Regions from separate parts of the Homo sapiens genome. Here regions 2 and 3 are each linked to region 1. The links are chromatin loops, found by intact Hi-C in ENCODE. Cell type or tissue: GM12878. All regions are shown on one strand.

Region 1 (2,500 bases):
TGTTTTCATATTATTCTTTAGTGACAGGGTCTCACTCTGTTGCCCAGGCTGGAGTGCAGTGGTGCGATCACAGCTCACTGGAACCCTGAACTCCTGGGCTCCAGTGATCCTCCTGCCTCAGCCTCCCAAGTAGCTGGAACTACAGGTGTGTGCCACCACACCCAGCTGATTTTTAAAATTCTTGTAGAGATGGGATCTCACTATGTTATCTGGGCTGGACTCCTGGCCTCAAGCAGTCCTCCTGCCTTGGTCTCCCAAAGTGTTGAGATCACAGGTGTGAGTCACTGCTCCTGGCTGGAATGTTGTTTTGAAAAATGTGTTCAGGCTCTGAGAATGGCTGCAGAGCTCAGCAGGGCATGGGCCAAGACCTCCAACACAGGGAATCGTGCTGCACAGACCAGGTGGGGTGATGAAGCACCCAGCCGCCCTCCTCACCAGGCTGTCTATGTGGTTCTAACATGGTCTGGTGGCCAGGGAAAGGGCTCTGGATGGGAGCCCAGAGACTCAGCCCTGCCATCAAGGCGTGTCCTAACTGCCCAAGGCAGGGGTGGAGCACCCTTGTCTCGGCAGCTCTCTCCACCTATCTGCAGTCTTGGACTCTTACTGCTGCTCCCGAGCCGCCATGTGCAGGGAGTCCATGATGAGTCGAACCGCCTCTGCAATCTGCTTGGCCCGGACCGTGTGCTGCTCAAACTTGGTCTTCACTGCAGACTGGGAGATGCACTCCTGGAACACACAGAGGCACGGAGGGAGGTGGGGGCCACCAGGGGCCTACAACCAAGGGCCAGACTCTGGTTTTCACTGCCAGGGACACAGCCAATGGGAGCTGGGGAGGCACAGAATCGCCAGATACCAGAATCAGAGGACTCACCTCAAATCTCCTCTCAAAATTCTGAAACTCAAACATCCTCACTTGAAAGCCTTCTGCGAGAGCGCCCCCTAGGAGGATTGTACTGCATTAGTCCAGAAACAACTTGGCAGCAGAGGAAAACGATGAAATCCCCAGAAACCAAGCCACTGGCTAAAGAGCAAGAGCCTCTCTGCTCTTCTCAGCATCCCCTTCTCAGAAGGATTTTCTACTGACAGACTCCTCAGCACGAGACAAAATGTCTCAAACATCAGAGAAAAGGAGGACATCTGTTCTCATCATTACCTCCTTCAGGCATGCCCTGGGCTTTCTGAATCCTGGCGTTGAGCACCTCCTTAGCAGACACAAAGAAGATGCGGTCCCCGGCCTGGGATCGATCCACCACGCCCAGCTCATCCACCAGGAAGCTGGTACAACGCTCCATGTGCTGCCGCCGCACCTGGAGCCCAAACAAATGTGTCCAGAGTGAGTGTAGGTGGCCCCACAGCCCCCACCTGCCTCTTTTATTAAAAGAATAGGTCATAAGAGGCTGGGCATGGTGGCTGACGCCTGTAATCCCAGCACTTTGGGAAGCCAAGGCAGGTGGATCACTTGAGGTCGGGAGTTCAAGACCAGCCTGGCCACCATGGTGAAACCCTGTCTCTACTAAAAATACAAAAAAATTAGCCAGGCATGGTGGCAGGCGCCTGTAATCCCAGCTACTCAGGAGGCTGAGGCAGGAGAATCACTTGAACCTGGAGGCGGAGGTTGCAGTGAGCCAAGATAGCACCACTGCACTCCAGCCTGGGCGACAGAGTGAGGGAAAAAAAAGAATAGGCAATATATTCACATGGCTCAACAGCCAAAGGCACAAACACATACACAGTGTAATGTCCCCCACTATTCTGCTCTCTCACCACCAAGTTTCCCAGACCAACGTGTGGGGGTTACTTGGCAGTGAGCGTGCCAAAGATATTTTATGCATATACAAGCAGAAATGCTTAAACGTGCCCTAGACTGCCTCTTGTTAAGCCTATATAGTGCCTCATTTTGGTGCCCTGGCAGGAAAGGAACCCTGAGGTCAAGAAACCTAAATCTGGGACCTATACTCTGACAAGCTGTGTCCTCCTGGGGCATTGTTTATAAAAGGAGTGGGCATCACTAGAACATCCCTCCTGGCTCTGACATCCTGGGGTTCTACCGATAAAATGTGACAATAGCTTCTTGTAGACACCTACCACGTGTCAGGTGTTTTTGACAGATTTCATCCTCTCAACAAGTCTATTTATCACACCATCACACTGGCCAGGAAATTGGATTACCAGAAGGGTCAAGGAAGCTAACAAAGTCACACTGCCTAGTGTCAGTCACAAGCGGGCACAGTGGCTCACGCCCGTAATCCCAGCACTTTGGGAGGCCGAGGCGGGCGGATCACTTAAGGTCAGGAGTTCAAGACCAGCCTGGCCAACATGGTGAAACCCCATCTCTATTAAAAATACAAAAATTAGCCAGGTGTGGTGGCGGGTGCCTGTAATCCCAGCTACTCGGGAGGCTGAGGCAGAATTGCTTGAACCCTGGAGGTGGAGGTTGCAGTGAGCCGAGATTGTGCCACTGCACTCCAGCCTGGGTGACAAGAGCAAAACTCCATCTCGA
Region 2 (2,500 bases), 52 kb before region 1:
ACCCTGTTCCTAGCAGGAGCTGCCCATCAGCATATGGCATTCATTCAGAAAATCCCTCTGGAATCTCCCTGGTCATTCCCTCCATGTGGCTGGGAGTGGGTCTGCCCCACTCCCAGAATCATCCCTCCCTCCAAACAGGAGGCAGGAGGCCTGAAGGCCCAGTCTGGCCTGGGGCTCACCAGACACAAAACCCTGGCAATGTGGAGAAACTAAGGCGTGGCCACAACTCAAGCCTCAGCTAGATCTGGAGACTCATGGGGACCTCCCCCTGAAGACTGGAACTGTGATCTGGCCTGAGAAAAACCCATCAGTTACCATCCATAACCCCCATCGACTCATGGTGATTTCACTGGGTTCTGGTTTGCATCAGACACTGGCCAGAGTGTGAGAGCTGAGGTGGGGGTCGCCACATCCAGCAACCGCTCCCCTACCCCAGTTACACCGACCCTGAGGCCAAAGTCCCACAGCCAGTCAGTGCAGGGACAGCCCCCAGGCCCCAGCCTCCTGAGCCCCCACCCGGCCCCTCTGCCCTCGCCCGGCTTTATTGTGTGTATTTGCTGCTTGCTATCATTTTCCTTTTCCAGGCCTGTCACCAGGGGAGCAAAGCCTTGACCCCAAGCTTTCAGACTCTGGCAAGGGAGGCAGATGGCAGGGGTCTCAAGGGTCTGCTTGGCTGTGACTGCAGAGGCTGATGGAACATCAGGGCTTTGGGAGCGGTCAGCGGCCTGTTTCAGTGCTGCACACACACACATACACATATGCACACACACATGCACACACACGTACACATAGGCACACACACATGCACACACACGTACACATCTGTGTGAGCACACACTTGCCTCCCAGACTCAGCATCCATCATCCCCAATGCCCGGCCAGCTTATCTACCTATTACCTGAAAACAATCCTGTTATCTGTCCAAGGAGATAGTGTGGAAATAAATGCTTAGCAAGAAATGGCCTGTGCTGTCTACCCCACATCCACCTCCTGGGGGGCCTGTGTGTTCTGGGGGTCACTCTTGCATTTCAAGTGACTCCAAACAACGTCCCCAAAGCAGCAGCCCACCTTGTGTTTCCTTGGGGCCTGAGCCCGGCCACTGGCTGGCGTCCCACTCTCATGCTTGGCAGTGGAAACAGCAGCCACTGCCTTGGCTTGCACTGACACTGCACAGGCGCCAGGGTTCTTTCTGAGCCAGGCCTTCCGGCTCTGCAGGGGCCATTGAACTGAGCCAAGGAAAGAACATATTGGTGGCGGCCGGGCGTCATGGCGCACACCTGCGGTCCAAGCTACTCAGGAGGCTGAGGTGGGAAGATTGCTTGAGCCCAGGAGTTCAAGGCTGTAGTGAGCCATGATTATGCCACTGCACTCCAGCCTGAATAACAGTCAGCCTGGCCCTGACTCTAAAAAAAAAGAAAAAGAAAAAAAAAAAGAACCTGTTGATAGCATCTACGGATATGGGTAGACACTGACCCCTGGGGTCCCTTCCTTGTACTCCAGGGACCAGCACTTGACCATCCAGGCCTGTGTGGTCTGTCAAGCAGACCTGGTGCCCAGCAAGACCTGGGGCTCTGCCAGGACCACTCCTATGAGACCTGCTCTTGCTGCAGTGTCTAATGTGCCTATAGGAGCAAGAACGCTTGGACGAAAGGAACACATCCCTGCTTAAGAGGCAACGCCATGGATTAATATTCATTTAAACAAACACTTCTACAGGCATATGGGTACCAGGCCCCAGGATAGGTGCTGGGGTTCATCAGTGAACAAGGCTTTTGCCCTCAGAGGGATGGGAGCCACTAGGAGTTTGGATCAGGGAGGGGCATGGCCTGACTTGGGTTGTCCGGGTCACTCCGGCTGTTGCGTGGGAAATAGATGGCCCAGGAAAAGAGGGGGAGGACGAGAGAGGGGAGAGCAGGCAGGGGCAACTGAAGCATCCAGGGTGGAGGGGGTGGAGGCTGGGGCCAGGAGGGAGCTGTGGGAGAGGGAAGGGGCCGGATTAGGGGTGAACTTTGGGGATGGGATTTACTGAAGGATTGGATGTGTGCGAGAATGAGGCAAAGGTTTGGCCTGGGAAACTGGAAGAGTGACGTTGCCTTCAGCTGGGGTGAGGAGGGACTACTGAGGGAGGGCAGGGGCTTTAGGAGCACCTGTCAGCGGCCACCTACCCAGACTGTGGTGGGGTGGATGCAGTGGTCAGTGAGGGCTTCCTGGCAGAGGTGAGGCTCAAGCTGAGACCTGAAAGAAGGAGCAGGCTGGGGAGAAAGGGGTGAGAACAGCAAAGAGTGGGACTGCTGGGAAGAGCTCGCTGAGGGTGGCTGGGGGAACTTTCAGTGGCCCCAGGGGGGCCCGAGGGTTACTGACAGGGAAAGGAGAGAGCTCCAGATGAGGCCAGAGGGGCAGGACGGGTCCAGGCTGCTTACTCAGCACCAACAGGGAGGGAGGCTTGGCCATGAGCAGCCCAATCAGACCGAGAAATGGAGACGGGTAATAAATAGCCACA
Region 3 (2,500 bases), 78 kb before region 1:
ATTCTCCCCCATCTCTGGGCCACAGGCTACCCATCTTTAAAATAAAAAAATCCCAGGGCCGGGCACGGTGGCTCACGCCTGTAGTCCCAGCACTTTGGGAGAATGAGACAGGAGGGTCAGCTGAGGCCAGGAGTTTGAGACCAGCCTGGCCAACATGGCGAAACCCCGTCTCTACTAAAAATACGAAAAAATTAGCCAGGAGTGGTGGTGGGTGCCTGTAATCCCAGCTACTCAGGAGGCTGAGGCATGAGAATCGCTTGAATCTGGGAGGTGGAGGCTGCAGTGAGCCAAGAACGCACCATTGCACTCCAGCCTAGGCAACAAGGGTGAAACTCCATCTCAAAAAAATAAATAAAAATAGGTATTAAAAGCCCAAATATCCTCGAAAGAGCGTTCCCAGGAGAAACAAGCTCGACCACTCTGCTATCAAGTTCCCACTGACCACAGAGTCTGCCATGAAGAAGATAGAAGACAACAACACACTTGTATTCACTGTGGATGTTAAAGCCAACAAGTACCAGAGCAAACAGGCTGTGACAAAGCTCTATGGCATGGATGTGGCCAAGGTCAGCACCCTGATTCGGCCGGATGGAGAGAAGAAGGCATATGTTCCACTGGCTCCTGATTACAATGCTTTGGATGTTGCCAACAAAACTGGGATCATCTTGGCTGGGCACGGTGGCTCATGCCTGTAATCTCAGCACTCTGGGAGGCTGAGGCCAGCAGATCACCTGAGGTCAGGAGTTCAAGACCAGCCTGGCCAACGTAGCAAAACCCCGTCTCTGCTAAAAATACAAAAATAAGCCGGGCATGGTGGTGCATGCCTGTAATCCCAACTACTCAGGAGGCTGAGGCGGGAGAATCCCTTGAACCCAGGAGGCGGAGGTTGCAGTGAGCCGAGATCACGCCATTGCACTCCAGCATGAGCAACAGAGTGAGACCCTGCCTCAAAAAAAAAAAAAAAAATAGAGAATTAAAAAATAAAGTAGTGATAAAAATAAAGTAGTGATAAGTATATGTAAAGAGAGTGAGAACACAGATGTACAAAGCCACATATGTAAATAGCATCTCAAGGACACGAAATGCTGGGAGGTGGTGGCTTCTTTTCAGCAATAATTCTCGGTAAATCCATAGCTTGCCACCGGAGGGCAGTCTTCTTGCTGTGCGGAGGGGCTGTGGGATCTCAACCTGGTGGGATGGCCAGCCTGTGCCTCTCAAATCCCCTTGGAAGGAGGAGCAGAGGACTTAGGGCCCCATTTTCCATGTGGAGCTGAGCGAGGAAGGGGCACCCCCTTCCCCTTACACAGGCCCTTCACCTGTCCCAGCTCCCGGTGGAGAAGGAGGCAAGGGCCGGGGCGTCTGCCGCTGCCCGGAGAAGTCTGGCCCTGTGAATTTCCAGGCCCACCCTGCCTGGCTCATCAGCTCCTGCTGCCCTGGGGAAGAGAGAGAGGGGAGCTGGGATGTGCTCGGGCCCTTGCCTGGGAGGGAAGGAGGGATCAGAAAGCGAAGAGTGGGAGGGGGAAGCCCAAGGACTGGAGGGGGGGCTTTTGGGTGGAGTTCCCCGCAGGTTCAAGGCAAAGTGAGGTGTCCACAAGGTAATGAGCTGTGCAACCGGAGGCCCTCCGCCCCACCTTAGTGGCATCAAGATAAAGAGAGGGTGGCCTAAAACCTTACCATTTTCAGGTCTGTCTATTTTCAGGTTGGTTTGGTTTTCCCTACAAGACCAGTTAAAGTTCACTTTCAAAAAGCCCCACCTGGTCTCAGCCGGACCATACCTGTGGGAGACGAGTCTAGAAGTTGTGGGGTGAGCGGGGAGTTAGATCAAATGCAAAATCCCCGAAGGGGCCAGAGCTGAGCAGGGCCAGCGAGGTAAGCACCCCTCCCCTCCCTGTCTCCTGGGGATCTCCACCGCTGTGCGCTCTGTTATTCAAGGTGAGGCCCCGGGCCAGCAGCAGGGGCACCACCTTGGAACTTTCTCAAAATGCAGAACCCCAGACCTCCCTAATTGGAATCTGCATTTTAACAAGAGCCCCAGGGAGTTTGAGATGCGCTGACCTAGCAGAAGCTGAGCAGAAAGAAGTGCAAATGCTGGAACGGTTTGCTTTCCATAGCGAAAGTAATTCTAATAGCCAACAACTGTCAGCCCATTTTACAGATGGGGGAGACTGAGACGTAAGGACGAGAAATCTGCCCAAAGTCACACAGCTGGTCAGTGTTAGGGCCAGGATTTGGCACGTGCTCTGATCCGCCAGCTTCTGCTGCCTGGGGTGGGGGGGTGCTGTAGTTCAGGGCTCTGAGATCCCTGCTCCCCACTCCCCATGAGACTGAGGGTTTTTTTGTTTTTGTTTTTTAAGACAGAGTACTCGCTCCGTCGCCCAAGCTGGAGTGCAGTGGTGCGATCTCGGCTCACTGCAACCTCTACCTCTCGCGTTCAAGCAATTCTCCTGCCTCAGCCTCCCAAGTAGCTGGGACTGCAGGCGCTTGGCACCACACCTGGCTA

Evidence for each region. A loop is a pair of places that touch in the nucleus more often than their neighbours do. Peaks named below come from ENCODE experiments on the same cell type or tissue, not always from the same donor. Only the 100,000 strongest peaks of a DNase experiment are listed, where the experiment ranks them.
Region 2: a loop joins it to region 1, with 2.2 times the contacts of the local background. A loop is called at or near these places in 6 of 110 quality-filtered maps.
Region 3: it touches region 1 in a loop (5-fold over the local background); 10 of 110 quality-filtered maps call a loop at or near these places.

The regions. Positions count from the first base shown.
Region 1 is chr1:12,000,208-12,002,707 of GRCh38, reverse strand. MFN2 (mitofusin 2) reads right to left here. Exons shown (of 19, transcript NM_014874.4): 9 at 1,154-1,307; 10 at 872-939; 11 at 605-726. Among named protein-coding and RNA genes, the nearest start is that of MIIP, 18 kb to the left of the region's middle. RefSeq lists an enhancer at 981-1,910. In GM12878, a CTCF peak has its summit at 944; no DNase peak of the experiment used is centred here.
Region 2 is chr1:12,052,178-12,054,677 of GRCh38, reverse strand. No RefSeq gene overlaps it. Among named protein-coding and RNA genes, the nearest start is that of TNFRSF8, 9.9 kb to the left of the region's middle. RefSeq lists a silencer at 503-552 and enhancers at 1,435-1,484, 2,160-2,219, 2,230-2,319, 2,360-2,500. In GM12878, a CTCF peak has its summit at 1,479; DNase peaks (open chromatin) are centred at 287 and 2,467; H3K4me3 peaks cover 704 bases; H3K27ac peaks cover 2,500 bases.
Region 3 is chr1:12,078,416-12,080,915 of GRCh38, reverse strand. All of the region lies in intron 1 of TNFRSF8 (TNF receptor superfamily member 8), which reads right to left. It also overlaps the pseudogene RPL23AP89. Among named protein-coding and RNA genes, the nearest start is that of TNFRSF8, 16 kb to the right of the region's middle. RefSeq lists enhancers at 1,422-1,581, 1,902-2,500. In GM12878, a CTCF peak has its summit at 1,130 (motif pointing right); a DNase peak (open chromatin) is centred at 1,825; H3K4me3 peaks cover 1,327 bases; H3K27ac peaks cover 2,230 bases.